Regions from separate parts of the Homo sapiens genome. Here region 2 is linked to region 1. A link is a loop called in an ENCODE intact Hi-C map of the cell type or tissue named here. Cell type or tissue: psoas muscle. All regions are shown on one strand. Each heading gives the region's core, and the rest is flanking DNA. Links, peaks and the distances in the headings are about the cores only.

Region 1 (10,314 bases), core at 992-8,991:
AGAGAAGACTGGGCCACAGGCCCTCGGGGGCCAGATCGTAGTAGGTATCGAGTGGGAACAGGATATGGCACAATTCTTGAAGTGTGTTTCATGGAACCCTGGTTATTTGGGGGAAATTACAAGCTGTAACTTCGAAAAGAAGTTTTTGTGCTTGGCTTCATTTAGGTTAGTGGTTCTCAAAATGTGACTCCAGATCAGGGGCATCAGCATCACCAGGGAAATGGTTACAGATGTCAATTTCTGGCCTCTCCTCAGACTGATCATGTGGTGGGTTTTGTTTTGTTTTGTTTTGAGATGGGTCTTACTCTGTTGCCCAGGCTGGAGTACAGTGGTACAATAATGGCTCATTGCAGCCTTGACCACCCAGGCTCATCCTCACCTCAGCCTCCTGAGTAGCTAAGACTACAGGTGCACACCACCACAGTCAGTTATTTAATTTTTTTTTTTTTTTTTTTTTTGTAGAGATTGGGTCTCCCTGTGTTGCCCAAGCTGGTCTTGAATTCCTGGGCTCAAGCAATCCTCCTGCCTCAGCCTTCCCAAGTGCTGGGATTATGGGCACAAGGCACTACATCTGGCCACCTGCTTGTGTTTTCACAAGCCCTGCAGGTGATGGTGAAGCACTCCTGAGTTTGAGAACCACTGCTTTAGTGGAATGCTGGCTAAAGTCACACAGGTTTATTTCCTGTATAATTTAGTCCCACCTCACATGCTAATGCTTACTGTGACTCTTCAGGAAGGAAATACAATATACTAGCATTTTCTCCCAAAAGTGTTGGGCGGTGGAAGCCTATTTTCAGGTAGCATTGCTAGGACATGCTTCTCTGGACCACACGGGGGAAGTCAGACAGCATTTCTCCAGACAGCCGGGGGCTAGAGAGGGCTCAGTCCCAGCTCCCAGATATTCATGAGGAGTACTCGACAGGCCCTGGAGATTAATTTTGAGCTCACACTCTCTGAACTGCCAAGGAACACCAAGATTTAAAAAAAAAAAAAAAAAAAAAAATGCCGACAGGCAATTGTCATACCCAGCTCCCTCCAGCCCAGGCATCTCCCAAAAGTCTTGGGGAACAGCCAGTGTAGTGATCATTCTTTCCATAAGGTGGCGCTCCTGGCTTTAATTATTTTTAGTTTCTGGCTGAAACGGTAGTAACTATCTAACGAATAAAATTATAATTTAGGTTACAGTTTATCTACATGGGTTTCCTACAATCACATTTTTATTTATTTATTTACTTATTTTTTTAACAGAGCCTCACTCTATCACCCAGGCTGCAGTGCAGTGGCACTAGACAGGCAAATTTTTTGGTTCTGGGTCACTGAAACATACAGTGTATTTCAAAACATCATGTTGTACACGATAAAAATATACGATTTTTATTTGTCAAGAGAAAAGAAACATAATGTATAGATTTTGGAGGGAAGGAATGGGGAAAGAACATTATAATTTCGGGGCACATTCTAAAGCTCATGCACTCTCTCTCAGCTATCTTTATTCCTTTCAGTGCAAGGAAAAATATTTAATGACTAATTTACAAGTAATCAATATGACTATTTAGTTAATCGGATTTGAGGACATTGATTGGCTGAGATGGAGAAGAGAGAGAGTGAGATAGCTTTTTTTCACAGACACAAACTTAATCATGGCAGCTAGAAAAAGAGATCAGGAAACAGATTTTCCTGGAATGTCCCAATTGGACGTTTCTCCTCTTTCTCAGGTGAGGGAGGCAGGTTGAGCTGCTTTTTTATAGTCTTATTTTGATTAGGTAGAAGTATTTGCAATAGGGTTTTCAGATTTAGAAAATAAAAATACAGGATGCTTGGTTAAGTATGAATTTCAGATAAACAACATATACATGTTTAGTATAACTATGTCCCATGTAGTGATAACAGTACACTTATTGTAAACAGTGTTCATTGTGTACTTAAAAAAAAAAAAAAAGAGATGGTGTCTCACTTTGCAGCCCAGCCTGGAGTGCAGTCGCGCAATCATGGCTCACTGCCCTCTTGACATCCTGGGCTCAAGGGATCCTCCCACCTCAACCTCCAAGTAGCTGGGACTACAGGCATGCACCACCATGCCCAGCTAATTTTTAAAGTTTTTGCAAAACCAGGGTCTCACCACCTTGCCCAGGCTGGTCTCGAACTCTTAGGATCAGGCGATCCTCACTGTGTATTTGAAATTCTAATTTAACTGGGTGTCCTGTATTTTATCTGGCCGTTCTGCCTTGTAATAAAACCCTACTTTCCCAGCTCTCTTCTTTGTCTTCCCCTATTTCTGAGGCAACCCCAGGCAGGGCTCCTGGCTGAGATGGGACGGGAGAAATGGGCCATGCCTGGGTAAACTTAGACATTTTTCCACGAGCCGGGTTTCTGCCCCACGTTCTCAGGACTTCAGAGGGAAGGCTGTAAGTGGCAGCGGTTTCTGACCTGGCTGTACATTTGAATCATTTGGGGAGCTTTAAATTCTACTCCTGCCAGGTCCCCCCACCCTTAGAGATTCCGATTCAGCTCATCTGTGTGGGAAGGACCTGGGCAGGTGCATTTAAAAATTCCTCAGGTGATTCTACTATACACCCACGGTGAGAAACAGTACACAGTCGACACGCTCCTCAGTTTACAATGGGGTTATGTCTCAATAAACACATCGCAAGTTGGAAATATCATTAAGTCAAGAATGCATTTAATATATCTAACTTTCTGAACATCACAGCCTAGGCTAGCCTACCTTAAATGTATTCAGAACACTTGCATTAGCCTATAGCAGGGCAAAATCATCTAACACAAAGCCTATTTTATAATAAAGTGTTGAATATTTTGTGTAATTGATTGAATACTGTACTTAGTGAAAAACAGAACGGCTGTATCGGTACCTGAAGTAGGGTTTCTACCGAGCGTGTTCTGCTTTTGAACCATGGTGAAGTTGAAAAATCAAGTGGAACCGTCGTAAGTCAGGGACCATCTGCACAGCACAGTGTTTCTCAAGCTGTACTGTGCCCATCACCACCTGAGACACTGTTCAGCTGTAGACTCTGACTCACTAGGGTCTGGGACCCAGAACCTGCATTTCCAACGGGCCCCCAGGTGACACTGATGCACTGCGTAGACCACACCTTAACCACCCAGATTTTAGAGGGTGAAAAACTTATTATTGTAGACCCTGTGTATCTCTAATTCTCCAGATATATCGCTTAATAAGTTATCTGTCTTCTAGCTCCATCTGTATTTCAATTTTTCTAAATAAAAAGAAGAGGTCATTTCCCCTCGGTTCATAGAACGAACCGCAAGCTGGCTAACTGAAAGATATCTGAGCCACACTCTCGACAGAGGCTTCTTCCTGCTTTTACCTCCCTGGTTAGGTGGTTTTTCTAATTACTTGGATGGTTCATATGTTCACCTCTCGAGGAAGAATTCACCAGAAGTGAACAAGGCTCTCACACTTTAATCACGTGTAAACACTGCACCCTAGGTTTATTTCCTAAATGGTCTTCCTGACACTACAAAATGGCTTAAGTGGGAAAGCACATTCGTTTGCTCCTTCAGCACCACTACCACAGTAATAAAGACAAGAACGAAAGAAAGAAATAAAAATTCATCTCCCAACCCATCTGTAGAACCTTACCGGCGACTTCTTGATGTCAGAGACAGCATAATTCCCTTGTGATATCCATCTGGCAGATTCAGTTAAAGACAAGCCGGTTCCATAAAGGTTGATGCTAAAACGACCCTGGAAAACACGACCAACAAAAGAGATTTTCAGTCCATGTGATGTCCTCAAAAAAGCAAAGGCAAAGGTGATACAATAAAAGGTACTTTGGAAAAGAGAAGGATGTTGATTAATTGTGATAGCTACTAATTATTGATAGTATTTAGTTTTGTTTGTTCAGGGCCAGCCATTCTTCATGCATCATGTTAGTCATCCTCGAAAGAGCTCTACGAAGGAGGTTTTCTTTACAGATAGGGAAACTGAGGCTTAGCGGAAGTGATTAACTTCTCCAGGATACGGTAGGAGTCCAACTCACATCCTCCTGACTTCAAAGTCCTTGCTCCATTCGGCCTCCCTAACACAGCAGTCCTGATGTTGCTCACAATTATCAGATTCCTTCAGGAACAAAATGTCACAGTGTAATTTTTCTAACAAGATCTTGGTGCCAAGCTTCCTGGGCTTCCAGCTCCCTGGGGCGATTAGCACACCGCGTACTAAGCACAGCAGGGCGGGACTTCAAAGAAGAGGCGCTTTCCCCAGGACGGTCAGCAGAGGGCAGGGTTGGCCTGCTCAAGACCACCTGGGCCTGGAGGATGCGGCTTTCAGGCTCCGGTAAGGGAGATCTCCCAAACCCCTCCCCTCCGAGGGTGCCTTTCAGAACATGGCCTCTGGTGCCTCAATATTGATTTCTAAAGAGACGGTGCAGCAGAAAGACCCTCTCGCTGCTTTCTCCAATTGTCTCTCTCACTCTCTCTTTCAAAAATGACTCGCAAAGGCATCTGAAATACTTTCTTCTTGAGGCTTCCTACTCCACAATGAGCAGTTTCAGAGCTAAAAATATTCCACATGAACACTCCTGATTGCTTTCTCTCTGAAACTGACAAACCAGCACTTTGTCAAAACAGTCTTTTATAAACAAGAAGAGAGGCAAGGAGGAGCTCACAGCTGATCAGACCCGCGTGTAAGAAAAATTCTTTCACCTGTGATTGGATCCTGGCCAGATCTTTTCTCACCTCTTGGAACCTCAGTTTATTCATCTGTAAAATGGAAAGCACTAAAACTCTCTTCCCTCTGAGCACCGTACAGAGGACTAAAAGAAATCAGCTATGGCTGGCGCTTAGTAGATATGCAAAAAGATGGTATCTGTCTTACATTTTCTAATTGTTTTGTAAGTGTTCGTGTGATCTCTTCAATGTAACAGTAAGCTTATTGAGAGCAGGGCCTTACTATTGCTTTGTTTATTGAATCAGCTATGGTTTGTAACATACGACTAGCCACTTAAATATTATATCCCAGCTCCTCAATTAAGATTTCCAGGACTAAGTGTAGCTTAGAGGTCTCTCAATGCCAGTTCCATAAATATTGACTAACAAAAGTTTATAAACACTTCTGGAGTGCTAGATTCCACAAGATAGAGGTGACCAGAGGACTTAGTTTGGACTAAATCAGTGGTTCTCAACAGGGCACGATTTTGACCCCAGGGGAAATCTGGCAATGTCTGGAAACATTTTTGTTTGTCACAACTGTGGGGGGGCAGGGAATGGTGCTGCTGTTGGCATCTGGCGGGTAGAGACCAAGGATGCTGCTGCGATGCACAGGACAGCCCACAATAGAGAATTCTCCAGCCCGAAAAGTGCTGAGGCTGATTGAAAACCTGGTACAAAGGGTAGATTTACCCTAGAATCTTGCTCCCTTCTTTACTTTCAGCATGACCTCAGGCAAGGAGATCATCTGTAAAATGGATTAGTAAGACTTAACCTGTGAATAGGAGGTGATTAGACAGAAGGCACAATGCACGTCACGCATTACCTGGCAGACAGTAGGTAATATTTAAAAAATATTTTTGGGCTGAGTGTGGTGGCTCACACCTGTAATCCTAGTACTTTGGGAGGCTGAGGCAGGTGGATCACCTGAGGCTGAGAGTTCAAGACCAGCCTGGCCCAACGTGGTGAAACCCCATCTCTTCTAAGAATACAAAAATTAGCTGGGCATGGTGGTGTGTGCCTGTAATCCCAGATGCTCGGGAGACTGAGGCAGGAGAATAGCTTGAAGGCAGGAAGTGTAGGTTGCAGTGAGCCCAGATTGTGCCACTGCACTCCAGCCTGGGCAACAGAGTGAGATTCCATCTCACATATATATACATATGACATTTTTATGACAATATGCTACAGAGGTTCATGGTTCTTATGTGGCATGGCTGCCATGCTCAGGTGTTTTTGATTGTAGCTGCACTGAAGCCCCCTCAGACACCGGATTCTGTATGTTGCATTATTCCATTGGCCATTTTCTTTTCTTTTCTTTTCTTTTTTTTTTTTTTTTTTTGAGACAAGGTCTCACTCTGTCACCTAGGCTGGAGTGCAGTCGCATAATTTTGGCTCACTGCAACCTCTGCCTCCCGGGTTCAAATGATTCTCCTACCTCAGCCTTCTGAGTAGCTGGGACTACAGGTGTGCACCACCACGCCCAGCTAATTTTTATTTTGGTAGAGATGGAGTTTCACCATGTTGGCCAGGCTGGTCTTGACCTCAAGTGATCCACCTCCCTCAGCCTCCCAAAGTGCTGGGATTACAGGCATGACCCACCGCACCTGCCACCCCCTCCCCCCAAAATTTTCTTATCTTACTATCATTCCTGCCCCCAGGAGTGGGTCCACATAACTCAAAGTGCCCAGGCCATCCTAGTGCCAAGAATGTCCCTCTTTTCTCCCTCCATTCTGCTTTCCACTCAGACTGCCTGTCCCACCTGCACTGCAAGAGAAAGGAGACTTGATCTGCTTTGGCACTGAAGTTTTCCGGAGGTCCAGGCGGCTGACCCAGCTTCTTTCTGGACAATGCCCCCAGCCGACCTGGGCGTCCAGTGTCTGAACATGCTCAATATATACGTCTACTAAGTCTGCCTTCCCAGAGGGGTTGATGAACCCAGATGCAACAGGAGATCATCCTCCTCATTCTCCTTCTGCCCTTTCCAGTTTAGGGATCTGCATTTCAGCAAATGTCCTAGCTGATTGTTAGCACTCTGAAAGTTGAGTTCCACCAGAGAAGTAAAGACCTAATGTTCTTTCTGGCTCTGCTCTGGGACATCTTTGCCCTTAAAGGCCTTATCTTCAAGGTCTAAAGGGCACATGAGTTGTAAATACCACCTTCTGTTGCCTATTCTAAAGAAGAGTGATTGAGAGTTATACGTTTACTAGTTGGTCCGTAAAGGTTTGCAAAAGATGTGCTTAGACCAAAGGATAATCCTGTTTTCTGTTGTACAGGAGCAAATGTTGCAGAAATCTTGCCTGAAAACAGAATCAAAAAGACATGTCTACTATCATGGATATGAATTCAGACACACTTAGGTTCAAATCCAGACTCTACTGAGCGGCAGCTGTGTAGGTTTGGGCAAATCCTCCCAATTTCTACTCCTTACCCTCCTCCTCTTTAAAAAGGAGGCATTTTCATAGAATACTGTGGTGATTTAAATGCTACATTGAGTAGACAATACTGAGTACAGTGACTAAAGCAAAGACGCATAATAAATGCTAGCTATTAATACCATCAATAATAATAGTGTCACATCTACTGTCATCAGGATAAAAAATATTCTGGTTATGTTTCAAGATGAGGGCTGTCGGGGAATCCACTCTTATTAATAAATACATCCACAAAGCAATAGTGGTCAATGAGGTAAAAGAAAGAAATTCTCAAACACAACATCATTCTGCTTTGATTTCTGTGCAATCACTAGGTCAAAGGCTGAACCACCTACTCCGAAGCAGTCTCCACAATCACGCTTTCTACAAACCTTTTCCTGGAAAACTGATTTGAAAAACTCACATCTTGCATCAGTGTAGCTGGTGCTCAATATGTGTCTAAGGAATTGAATTCTTAAAGTACCCAATATGGTTTGAAGAATGAGCTGGGAAAAAATACAAATTAGCCTCTCTCAAGCTTTGGGTTTTCTCATTTAGGAATTGCTTCATTGTCAGGATTTAGCAAATCAATCAGTTCATTTGTCTCTGAATTATTAAAATAAATGAATGCAAGTTACTTTTCATTTACTTAAGCTTCCCAAAGGATGTGCATATAGAAACAAGAAAATCCTGAGACATTTGAAAAAGGCAGGACAGGGCCAATCTGTTAGCCACTAAAATGCAACAGATACCAATGGGGTTTTTGAAGCCATCAATTGCCCTAAAAAAAACTGTACTTCAAAAGTTTTTGATTCCTGGGTAATGGAAGAAAGGCTCTTTTTACCATTATGTCCTTTGTTTATTTTCCTTCTCTCCTGAGAGCTTCCTCTCCACTTCTCTAAAACGTTTAGCAATGCTCTTCTAAAGCTTGAGGCCGAAAAAACGCCTCGTTAAAACAACGTTCAGATGTGTTTGTCTTCGGACGTTCTCTGTAGTTGGGGGTAAATCCATCCTATGGAGACAGGGCTTGGGATTCTGAACGCGTCACAGAATCCCAGTCTTCAGACTTTTGAAGGTTCACAGGCAAAGTAAGAAACTCTTGACAGAGTTTAACAACAGCTTTGTGAAGACCTCCTTTAAACCTAAGAGAAAACTGGCCAAGTTCTCCTGCCCAGAATCACTGAGTTCATTATGTTTGTCCTGCCTTCCAAGGGCAGAAGCTTCTTGTAAAGACTAACGTCTGCTTTGCAAAATTAGCCCGAGCTGATTATGACAAAATGTTTCAAAAGACAAGCTAAAACTTGCCACGCCTCTCTCAGGCAAGAAAGTGTAGAACCACAGAATGGGCAGAAAGATTGCTGCTGAGTGGCTCCGCTGAAAAGCCATCCAACAGAAGATGATGAATTTGCACTTCTGGTCCGAACACTGCAGACGTTGTAGAACTGAAGTAGGGGTAACAGGTTGAGTCAATGACATCCACAGAGCCGCAAGCCTTGGTCCCGGAGGACTTCTAGAATATATTATTATCTCATGGATATTCGTTAACCTGTCATCCTCTCTAATAGGCTACAGATTTCTCAAGGGATGAATGTTTGTGAGTCTCCAGTAAAAAGGATGGTGCCTGGCACAAAGTGAGCACTTGAGAAAGGTCAGCTGTTTTGTTGCTAAGACTATTCTAGAGCCATTTCTGACTACCATTCAGGAACCAAAGGAAACCCAGATAAGTCTTGAAAATTTTGAGATCTCCCCGTCCAACTTTTATTTATTTTTTTAAAAATTGGTTTCATGCTTACTCTGAAAAATTTAGGAAACCCGGCAAAGTTAAACATTAAATTAAAAAAAAAAAAACCTTACCAATGCACCCAACTAATATTTTGAAAAAGTCCTTCCAGACTTTTTCTGTTTATACATTAAAAGAAAATACAGATGGGATCATACTGCATGTAGTGTTTTGCATCTTGTTTTTTCTGTCTAATCCATGTAAAGTGTTTTTCTATATCATGCAATATTCAGATTCATAAAGGCTGACAGTGGTGTGTTGGCACGTGCTTGAACTGGCTTTTGAGAGTCAACTGTCTGCCTTCTTCCTAGCCCTCCATTTAGTGACATAATGTTGACGGCTTGAAATCAATTATAGGGAGAATATTTACACCATGGCAATTGACAAATGTTACAAAGCAGGACCTTTTTTTTTTAGAAGTGTCAGTCATTAAATATTTACTAGCACTCCGCTGACTGTACAATATTCATTTTATTTACCACCATAATTTGTTTAACCAAGCCCTCGCTAACCGACATCTAATTTGTTTCTAAGTTGGCGTGTTTTGTTGAATGCAGAAGTTAGGCATGTAGCTATGATCATTTCCTTAGGACCCACTTTCAGGAGCTGAATTACGAGATTAGACTCCAGAGCATTTGAGAGGGTCTTGATACATGTGGCCAAACTGCCCTCTAGAGCAACTGTTCTAATCACATTCCCAGGAACAGATGCAACTGAGGATGTTCCCGGGAAAGGTGGGAGGTGAATCCCTGGCAAGGGGGAAGGCACCAAGGACATACCTGTGGGCACTTGGCAGCGCTGTAGCAATCCCCGGCTGTGGCAAAAGGGACGGGATGTCCTTCGCTTGTCCTTGCAAACTGTAAGTCAGTGGCTGTGGGGTGGAGAAGGGGTTAAAGGCAGGGGAAGGTAAGAGTGGGAGAAAGGCAAGGAAGGAACAGGACATTAACAAGGAGACAGAAGGGAAGAAGAAGAATAAGAGGGAATGGGAGAGAAAGAAGCAATGTGAAATATTAGTGGGTAAATGGATCCAGATGCTCACTTGCTTTTTCCTGATTATATTTGTGGTTCTGCGAGCTTCATTCCCCGAGCTTCATCAGCCCCGAATGTCTGTCTCCCCACAGTATGGAAGCCAAAAAGGGGGTTTCAAATGACTTTGGAATTGATTCCTACATAAATAAATATGTGAATCACCTCACTTAAATGTAGCGTAATTGGCTGGCTGAGAACCTCCTGTTATCCTGCATCACAGGCTTCAGGCCAGGGGGAAATAAGCCAGGAAGAGAGCATTTCCAGCTACTTAGGAGCGATTCCCTGAGGTTTCCTCTGTCCTCCTGTTGCCTAGGCAGTATTATTGCCAAAATGTGGCGCAATTAGAACCCCCATCTTGAAATTATTGACAGCAGTTTCTCAAGTTCGGGGCTAGCCTGTAATTTTTTA
Region 2 (10,314 bases), core at 1,037-9,036, 550 kb after region 1:
AAATACCGCACGTTCTCACTCATAAGTGGGAGTTGAACAATGAGAACACAAGGCCACAGACACTTTTGAGAAGTGTCTGTTCATATCGTTTGCCCAATTTTTGATGGAGTTGTTTGTTTTTTTTTCTTGTAAATTTGTTTAAATTCTTTGTAGATTCTGGATATTAGCCTTTTGTCAGATGGACAGATTGCAAAAATTTTCTCTCATTCTGTAGGTTGCCTGTTCACTCTGATGATAGTTTCTTTGGCTGTGCAGAAGCTCTTTAGTTTAATTAGATCCCATTTGTCAATTTTGTCTTTTGTTGCCATCGTTTTTGGTGTTTTAGTCATGAAGTCTTTGCCCATGCCTATGTCCTGAATGGTATTGCCCAGGTTTTCTTCCAGGGTTTTTATGGCGTTAGGTCTTACGTTTAAGTCATTTATGTCATCTGCCTCAATGTCCTTGACAATCATTTGAGCGTGTGATTCCTACATTCCATGACATGAAAAACAATTGAGAGTCTAGAAACTTATATGTATAATTAGTTGATTTTCAACAAGAGGGCCCGAAAACTCAATGGAGAAAAAAACAGTATTTTCAACAAATAGTACTTTAAATGGACAACTTGGATATCAAATGGACAACTTGATATCCACATGCAATAGGATAAAGTTGGATCTTTTTCTCACACCATACACATAAATTAAAATTGATCACAGATTAAATATAAGAGATGACACTATAAAACTATTAGGAGAACCTTCAAGATCTTAGGTTGGGCAATATTGTCTTATATATAAAACATGAAAATACAAGTGACAAAAGAAAATAGATAAGTGGGATTTCAAAATTAAAAACTTTTGTGCTTCAAAGAGCACCACTGAAGAAGTAAAAGGACAATCCACAAAATGATAGCAAATATTTACAAATCATATAGCTGATAAAGAACTTGTATCTGTATTACATTAAAAACTATTATAATACACAATAAAATGACAACTCAAATTTAAAAATGTGTAAAGGATCTGAACAGACATTTCTCCAAAGAGAAATATACAAATGAGGATATACAAATGACCAAAAAGCACTTGAAAAGATTCTGAACATGGTTAGCCATTATGGAAATGCAAATAAAAACCACAGTGAAATATGACTTCATATTCACTAAAATGCTTATAAAAAAAAGAGACACTGACAAATGTTGGCAAGGATATGGTGAAACTGGAATCCTCATATACTATTGGGAACATAAGATTTTGTATCCACTTTGGAAAATAGGCTGGTACTTCATCAAAAGGGTAAATATAAAATTATCATATGGCCCCCAAATTTCACTACTAGATATATTCATCCAGGAGAAATAAAAATATGTGTCTGCACAAAAACTTGTACATAAATGTTCATAGCAGCATTATTCATAATAGCTTATAACTAGAACCAAGTTTTCATCAATTGAATAATAGATAAAATGTGGTATATCCATCCAATGGAATATTATTTGGCAATTAAAACAGAATGAAATACTGAAACATAACACAAAGTTGATGAACTCTTAGAATAGTATGCTGTGTGAAAGAAGTCAGACATAAAAGGACATATATGACAAGATTCAATTTATATGAAATGTCCAGAATAGGCAAATTCACGGAGAGAGAAAGTAGACTGACGGTTGCCAGGGGATGGGGGTAGGGAGAATGAAGAGTGACCGCCTAAAGGTATTGGGTTTCTTTTGGGGGTGAAGACTATGTTGTGAAATTAGATAGTGGTGATGGTTGTACAACTTTGTGAAAATGCTAAAAAACATTGAATTGTACACTAAAAAGGTGGATTTTATGATATGTGAGCTGTATCTCAACTTGTAAAATTCTATGAACCTCCAATAGCATGCAAAACTTCATCTCCGTTATCCCTATTAACACTGCCAATATCCTTAAATCATTTTCCCCAGTCATCAGTTAACCAATATGAGCTTCCTGCTTCACCTTAGCATATAACATAGTGAATTAAGGCTAATGTTGAAATAAATTTTACTTATGAAAAAATAAGACATGAGCCTCTTTTTTTAAAAAAAAGGAAACGGGGAAATTTTTAAAATATATATTTTACTCATCTTTTGAAGATTAAAGTTTTTGTATTTTTTTTTTCCATAAACATCTCAGCTCTATGTGACCGTATGAAATCTCTCTCCTTTTGTTGACAGGCTTGTTGCAGGACAGGGAAGACAAATCCTAATCAACGACAAATTGGTTTAAGTTTTCACATCCTTTTGTATAATCACCTTTGAGATTGAGCTCATGGTCTCTTCTGAATTTCAGATCAAGCTGGGGCAACGGATAAATTGGCAGCCCCTACAGGGGCTCATTTTAAGCTACTTTCCTCCCACCCCAGTAGTTGAAGATTAAAGTGGCAGTTGTCTTGTAATATGACTATTAAAAAATTAATCTCCTTATTCAAGGGGAGGTATGCAGGCAAGTGAATTATCCCAATTCTTCAGTATTTTTCTCTTACACCTCAGCATGACTGAAGAAGAGAAATACATTACCAAAACAACAAGATGCCAAAAACACTCCCCCCGAAACATTATTTTCATAGCTGTAAACGCAGTTGAAATTTCAGAAATATCTTCTCACTATATTGACCAAGCACAAAAGGTAACAAATTATTTAACATTAACCAATCAATCTCAGCAAAATTCTGCTATGTTTCATCACTATTCCAGCATTAAAGATGAAAACATATTTGCCTTTAGAAAGCGGTTCCTATGGAAATGACCATAAATAAAGATAAGTGTCAATATTTAACGAGAAGTGGGAAAAATATATGTTTTTTAAGTTGGCTACTTTGAATTGGTTGACTTGAGAAGAGTGCAGTTTCTCTTCTTTGGCAGAAAATTCTCCCTTGTTTAGAAAAACACATCAATGAGTTTCCTTGTATTGTATATATTTTTTATTTTCTATATAATCTGATGTTTTGACATGTTAAAAAAAACCTTTCTAGCTGGGGAGGGACTGCCCCTCCCAGGAATAGCCAGCTCTTAGAGTTAGGGAGAGCTCAGCCAGGCATGCCTTTGATATGCAAACTAACCAATCTGCAGCCCAGACCTGGGCTTCTCTATTTGGCCCAGACACCCCAGGAGACTATATTCCTCTGCCCTAAACATCCCAAAGCCAGATTCCAGGCAACTAGGGACCACCTCTATAATTTAGAACCCACCACAAATTACTCAAACCAGCTAGTCCTAAATTGTTCACTTTGCCCTGCCTTGCCTTTCCCATGGAAATCCCCATGGACCATGGCTCCAGTCCATCCCCTGTTTTGTGTTTCTGTTTCCTGCCTCCTGACCACCATGCTATCTTGCCTCTGTGTCCCTGCGTGGTATGCCCCATCTTTAGGACCTGTTAGTATAACACACTTTGCTTTCCTGAGCCACTCCTTGTCTCCTCTTGTGGTTGCACCTTACTGAACATCACATAAAAGAATTGAAAACACCCCTCAACCCCTCCGACCAGATAAGAGAGATCTAGAAAAAGAAAAATAAAGCTCATCTACATAATAAATAATTAAAATTTCCCCAGTGGCACTGGGCAAGGGAAGCCTCCATATCCATTTCCCCACCCTGCTCTGCCCTGTGTTTCATCTGACCACAGGAGACTGCATTCAACAGACTCCTGAGCCCACTGGCTTCCAGCAGGGTTCTGCCAACATGCGATAACTGCCAACGACTGGAAAGTGAGGTCGGGGTATTTATTACCCAGGCTCTCCATCTGCTGCTTCACGGGCTAGCAGCACTTGGCATTTGTGGAAGCAAGGCATCCTTCTCCTGCAGGGCCCCTCTCCCCCTCAGGATTCCCATGACATCTTCTCTGCTCTCCTCCTTCAGACCTAAGAGTGGTAATAGCTCCCTGCTGTTGCCAGCCACAGGGTGCTTCAACATAAAGTCAGTTCTGCTATAAAGCGATACGGGCATTGTTGAAAATCATCATACTATATAAAACTGTGCAATAAAAACCACAGGACTTAGGGCAAAATGGGGCCAGAGGCAAATACACAAAAACAACATCTGTGACATGTTTTAAGAAGATAGGAACCTAATAAAAATGGTACAGTGTTATACTTGTTGAATAAGAAAGACATAAATACTAGAAATATGGCACTCAGCCTTAAGAAAGACCTTGCATTTGCTTATGGAGTGGGCATGGGGAGAGGTGCACCCTGTGAGCTATTGTGAAGTAGTGAGAATGGGTTATCTGGAGTCCCAGGGAAAGTTGTCACATAGGATGTGTGTGGGTGTGGCTCACAAGAATGTGATGAACTGAGGGTGGATGGTGGTGGATGCTTGAAGTGCTTGCATTTTGTGTATCCCTACACTGCTTGGCTCACCTGGTTATAGTTTTCTGTGTTCACTTAATATTTCTTATGGATGAAATCACACATAAGCAAATACAAAATTATGCTCAAATTTTCCCTGAATACATCAATGACTTTGGAACAAATCTGTATTTTCAAAACAAGTGTTAAGAAAGAAATGGTTGTACATAATTTGTTCCCCTATACTCGGCCTATGACCTTTCTAAATTCTCCTCAGTTTTCAAATTCGAGTGTATTCTGTTTCCTCTCAAAACACCTAGAGAGAGAATTAGGGGAGCCAGGGGAAACTCAGGAGCTCCACTGGGAGCTGTAGCAACGTAATGGGAATTCAGAACCTAAGACTCTAACAGCCTCTGAGAAATTCCTGTTGGGAGCATGAGCCAAGAGAACTATGACATGGGCAATGTCCCACCAAGCCATGCGAGTGATGTTGCCACCCTGTGGGTCTGGAAGGCAGAGCATGAAGGTAAAGAAGATTATTCTCAAGTCTTTAAAATATCATAGGGCTTGGCTGGCTAGGTTTTAGATTTGCTTGGTACTAACACCCCTTCCTCCTTTCCTATTTATCCCTTTGGAATGAGAATGTCTATCCTATCCTTGTCCCACCAGTGGATTTTGGAAGCACATAACTTGTTTGATTTCACAGGTTCACAGGTGGAGAATGATTTTGCCTCAGGATGAATTATACCTCAAGTCTCACTTATGTCTGATTTAGATATTTAGGTGAGACTTTGAATTTTAGAGTTCATGCTCGAATGAGTTACAACTTTTGGGGCTGTTGGGATGGAATGAATGTATTTTGCATGTAGAAGAGCATGAATTTGGGGTGGGGGGTTAAGGATGGAATGCAATGGAATGAATGTTTATGTCCCACACAAAAAAACATATGTTGAAATCCTAACCCACAAAATGATGGCATTTGCAGGTAAGGCTTTGGAAATTGATTAGATCATGAGGGTAGAGTCTCCAAGAATGGGAGTAGTGCCCTTATCAGAGAGGCCCCTGAGAACTCCCTTTCATATTCTGCCAGTGAGGATACAACCAGAAGTCGTCAGTCTGCAACCTGGAACAGGACCCTCATCAGAACCCAACCATGCTGGCAACCTGCTCTAGGATTTCCAGCCTCTCAAACAGTAAGAAATAAATTTTTGTTGTTTATAAGCCACCGTAAGTCAGTGGTCTCTGTTATAGCAGCCCAGACTAAGACAAAGCAATTGCCAAGGAACTTTGAAAGATGGTGATGTCTCTTTATAAAATTCTAGTTGTTTCATGTTCTACATGATCTTGCAATCTCCACCACAGCCTGCCCCACCTCCCAGCCTGGGTACCTGCAACAGCTGTGGCTTTGTGAAGATTTGGGTAAGGAAAGGGGAGGAGAATGGCATATGAGAGACAAAGACAGGCAGAAAAGACAGGGACCACCGTTGCCAACAAAAAATAATTGAGACACAAACCTCCTTCCCCAGAACTAATCAAGGAAAGGGACCTTGGAAGGAAACCAGGCAGTTCACACTGTGTTAGTATGTGACTAGGAGCCATATTCCTGTTGCTAGAGAATTGCTCTACATGCAGAAAAAGTGAATACGATTTTACTTCCACATTTTTCACCAAGAAAAGCTTCCCAACTATATTTTTCATTCCAAAAGCACTTGTTCTGCAAGTAACAAAATTTTAGGGTGAAAATATTCTATTATTTTTTTCTTCAACAAGCCATTTTCTTTTTTACTTAAGCCAGAACATAAATATAACCTAGTCTTTGCTCAAAAATATTACATTAGCCATAGAGACACACCCATGTGAAGGAATTATTAATCCTCAAAAAACTGTAGCAGAATTTGATGAAAGCTGAAATGTATTTTTACAGATGGTTGTGCTATGATGTATTTGATTTGAAAAATATTAAACAAAGCAATACTCCATTTCTGTTTTATTCCTTGAAAGCAATTACTACATGAAAAGGTGGACAGGCAGGACACAGTTAACAAACAAAGACTAAAGAGTTGTCATCGGGTTCAAAATGGTCTGGAAAATGAATGAGGGCCACTTGCCAATAATATGACTATAAAATATAGCAATGAAAAATCTCTATTGTGAACATACACATACTTACATCCCACATCACAGCTTGATGGAGCAGGAGATAAATGATCCAACATTGATTGTTTTTACAGGAATATGACAACCCCCCCAAAGAAGAGAAACAGAACATCTCTCCCTTCACATAAAAAGCAAATTACAGATGAAAAAAATTCACTACTCTCAAAGCAAGACTCAATTAAAAAAATATGTCTGGCTTTGACAGGGCAAATTCCAGGCGTAGTATATTTTCATAGAAGTTGGTCCTAAAGGAAAGATTTGAGTGCACCAAAAACCTATGGAACTTTTCACAGCTTGTCATAATTTCTCTGTAATATTAAGCAAGGATTTCTGCCTCCTTAGCTCATATTTTTCTTAACTGATCCTGCAAGGTGGTGTTATGTTTGTGATAGTGTATGTCCTTCCTGAAATTCACATTGTATAATAGCTGCATTGCAGACATTGAATAACTAATACTGCCTTACAGCAATACTGTAATGGGTAGTGCTTTACTGAGGAGTGTGTGTGTGTGTGTGTGTGTGTGTGTGTGTGTGTGTGTGTAAATGCATGTGGTTAAATGGCAGGATGAAACTACAGGAAGGAAGAGCAGAGGCAGCTCATCCTGTCCCATGAAATGCTGCAAGGACATCACAAATGGCATTATTTAATTAGAAGGCAATCCTAACTCTGGGACATCCACTTCCATCTTCAGAAACATTAAACAGGAACTATATTGTCTTTGTGTTGTGCAAAGGTTCAAGCCAACACAAAGAACCTCTGAAAGTCACATGATTTTTGAGCCAAAACTTCTGCACACATTCCCCTCTGCCTTGTCACCTTTCATCCACTTTGTCCAGAGCATCCTTAGGGTTTCTAGACAGCCAGTTCTGGATCTTGTTATAATGCTCAGAATGGCTGTCAGCAGACAAGAAAAGAGCTCCAGTAGTCAGGTTTGAGCTATGTGAATAAATACACCCATTTGGGTGTTATCGAGCTTTTTCATTTGTCTTATCATTTCATTCTTCAGTTGACACTGTCACCCTTGGGAAGTCAAAGAAGGCATTTCTCTGGTTCTTTACCCTCGACCTCAGGGCACTACAGCCTTTATTATCTGTCCCTTATTGTCCTTTGGAGATAATTGCCTACGCTTTGGTGCCTATATTACATATGTTTCAACCTGTTCTCCAAACGTTAACTGTTTGGGATTAAAATAGTTTCTAAGAAGTATTTTCAGCCTTTCCTTGAGCTTCTGCCAAATCTATGGCTCTCCACAGAAAGGAAAATGCTGAGCATCAAAAACAAAATGAGGATTAGTCAGAAAGAGATAATAAATAGCACATTACTACATGTGGCAAAAGCTAAAAAAAAAAAAAAAAAAACTTGTTTGTATTTTAATGGTTTAACCATGACAACAGTTTGAGGTCTTAGTAAAGGTAATAAGAATATAGGTTTCTCATTTCTATCAAGAAGTGAGAAAAGATTGGAAAGGCTTTACCATGGAAGTAATATCAGATCATTGATATTGTTTATGCAACCAGATTAAAAGATTCCACTTAAACATTTCCACAATGCATTATTTGCAATGTAAATAGTGAGAGCAGCAATAAATGACAGAATAAATTGTGATGTGGGTAATTACAAAATAGGAGTTGGATTGAGGTCTGCAGGACTCTAGTTCTCTCGATATTATGCTAACAAAAGGGCAGGGCAAACTCTACTAAGACCTTTGTCAGAGTTGCTGCAGGTTTGGGTGGAGAGTGTCCTGGCTACCACTTGGGAAAGAGAGAACCATGGTGCTAAAATCATAACAAACATCGCTACCACAACTTATTTAATCTTATAAACAGAAAAAAAAAGCCAACCCTATGAGGTTAAGACAGTATTATAATCCCCATGTTGCAGATGAGAAAATCAACATCCAAAGAGAGGTGGGGTTTACCAAAGGTTATAGAGTTGATAGATGGAGCAAAGATATAAACCCAAGCAGTAGAGCTCATATGAATCCCTACTTAACCCCACAGTATTGTGCCTGCATAATGGGCTAGGAAAGTTACAGTGTGTATTTGCCATGTCTCACTGAGGATTAGGCATTTAGCCAATCACTCATGTATTTATTTGTTTATACACTCAACAAGTATACATGGAGCACCTACTATGTGCCAGGCATTAATGCTAGAGCCTGGGGTTTAATGATAAACAAGTAGGTGAGCCCTCTTCTTTTGAATGTATGATCTGGCTGGGGAGATTGGTGGAAAAAAACAGGTTACCTGCAGAGCTACGGAGGGAAATACTCTCAAGTAGTTCTGGAAGGTTAATATGCCTCAGAATTGCCTAGAGGGTTGATGAAAACATAGATTGTGCCCTCCCACTCCACCCCACCCCCCACCCCCACCACTGCTACCTGTAGTTTCTGACTTAGTAGGTCTGTGTTTGGACTTAAGAATTTGCATTTCTAACCAGTTCCCAGATGATGCTGATACTGCTGGGATGGAGACTATACTTTGAGCACTGTTGCTCTAAGGGGTATTTGGTTGAGGGAGAAAGACTTCATCATGTTGTATTTTACATCTCTTGGAGATAATCCTCTGCTTAAGAAAAATAATTACTAACTTATATAGATACAATATGAGGCCTGCCAGAAAGTGTCTCTCATCCTGCCTTAAAATATCAACATACTCTCTAGGATGGGTAACATTCAGCCACCCACAGCCATTCACATGTGGGATCTGATGGAATGGGACAGAGGACAGGTAAGTTGTTGTTGTTGTTTTAATAGCCTTTACTTTTTAGAGCAGATTTAGGTCCACAGAAATATTGAGCACAAATACAGAGCTCCTGTATACCTCCTATCCCACCTCATTCCAACAGTTCTCACTGTCAACATCCTCCACCGGACTGGTACATTTGTTGCAATTGATGAACCTCCATTGATACATCATTATCACCCAAAGTCCATAGTATATGTTAGTGTTCACTCATGTTGTACATTCTATGGGTTTGGACAAATGTATAACAACATGTATCCACCATGATAGTATCATACAGAATAGTTTCACTCCCCTAAAATCCTCTGTGTTCTGTCGATTCATCCCTCCCTTCCCCCAACCCATGGTTTTGCCTTTTCCAGAATGTCATATAGTTGGAATTCTATAGTGTGTATCGTTTCCAGATTGGCTTCTTTCATTTAGCAGTTTGCATTTAAGATTCCTTCATGGTTTTTTGTGGCTCGATCGCTCATTTCTCTTTGTTGCTGAATAATATTCTGTTCCCTGGATGTACCATTGTTTATTTATCAATTGACTTACTGAAGGACATCTTAGTTGTTTCCAAGTTTTGGCAATCATGAATAAAGCTGCCATAAACATTTATGAGCAGGTTTTTGAGTGGATTTAGATATGTACTTTTTAACCATTTGGCAAAAACATTCCTATAACTTGTATTTTTGTGTATTTCACAATGAAACATCTTTATATTTTAATTTTTTTGTTTTATTAACTAAACTTTTTTGGTTTTTTAAGTTGGTAAAATGATATATAATTATCATGTACACCATGATGTTTTGAAGTATACATACATTGTGAAATGACCAGTTCTAGCTAATTAACACATTTTATTGGCTCTCATAGTTATTTTTGTGGTGAGAACACAGCATTCACCCTCTTAGCAATCTTCAAGAATATAATATATTTTTATTAACTGTAGTCACCATGTTGTACAATAGATCTCTTGAACTGATTTCCATGTAACTGAATTGAGACATTTTTAAATGAGCTAATATATGCAAAGCATAGTACGTGGCACATATCAAAGCTTAATAATGCTACCAGACAGGTAAGTTTTGACAACATAGACTTGAAAGGAAAAGCAAAACGTGAAGCCAGGGTGTGCTAT

What was found. Peaks named below come from ENCODE experiments on the same cell type or tissue, not always from the same donor. Only the 100,000 strongest peaks of a DNase experiment are listed, where the experiment ranks them.
Region 2: it touches region 1 in a loop (3-fold over the local background); 4 of 110 quality-filtered maps call a loop at or near these places.

The regions. Positions count from the first base shown.
Region 1 is chr3:64,529,547-64,539,860 of GRCh38, forward strand. ADAMTS9 (ADAM metallopeptidase with thrombospondin type 1 motif 9) reads right to left here. Exons shown (of 40, transcript NM_182920.2): 37 at 9,657-9,748; 38 at 3,620-3,724. Among named protein-coding and RNA genes, the nearest start is that of ADAMTS9-AS1, 27 kb to the right of the region's middle. In psoas muscle, for the core only: CTCF peaks have their summits at 1,096 (motif pointing right) and 4,239 (motif pointing right); a DNase peak (open chromatin) is centred at 4,255; H3K4me3 peaks cover 271 bases.
Region 2 is chr3:65,075,868-65,086,181 of GRCh38, forward strand. No RefSeq gene overlaps it. Among named protein-coding and RNA genes, the nearest start is that of LINC02040, 94 kb to the right of the region's middle. In psoas muscle, for the core only: a CTCF peak has its summit at 4,823; no DNase peak of the experiment used is centred there.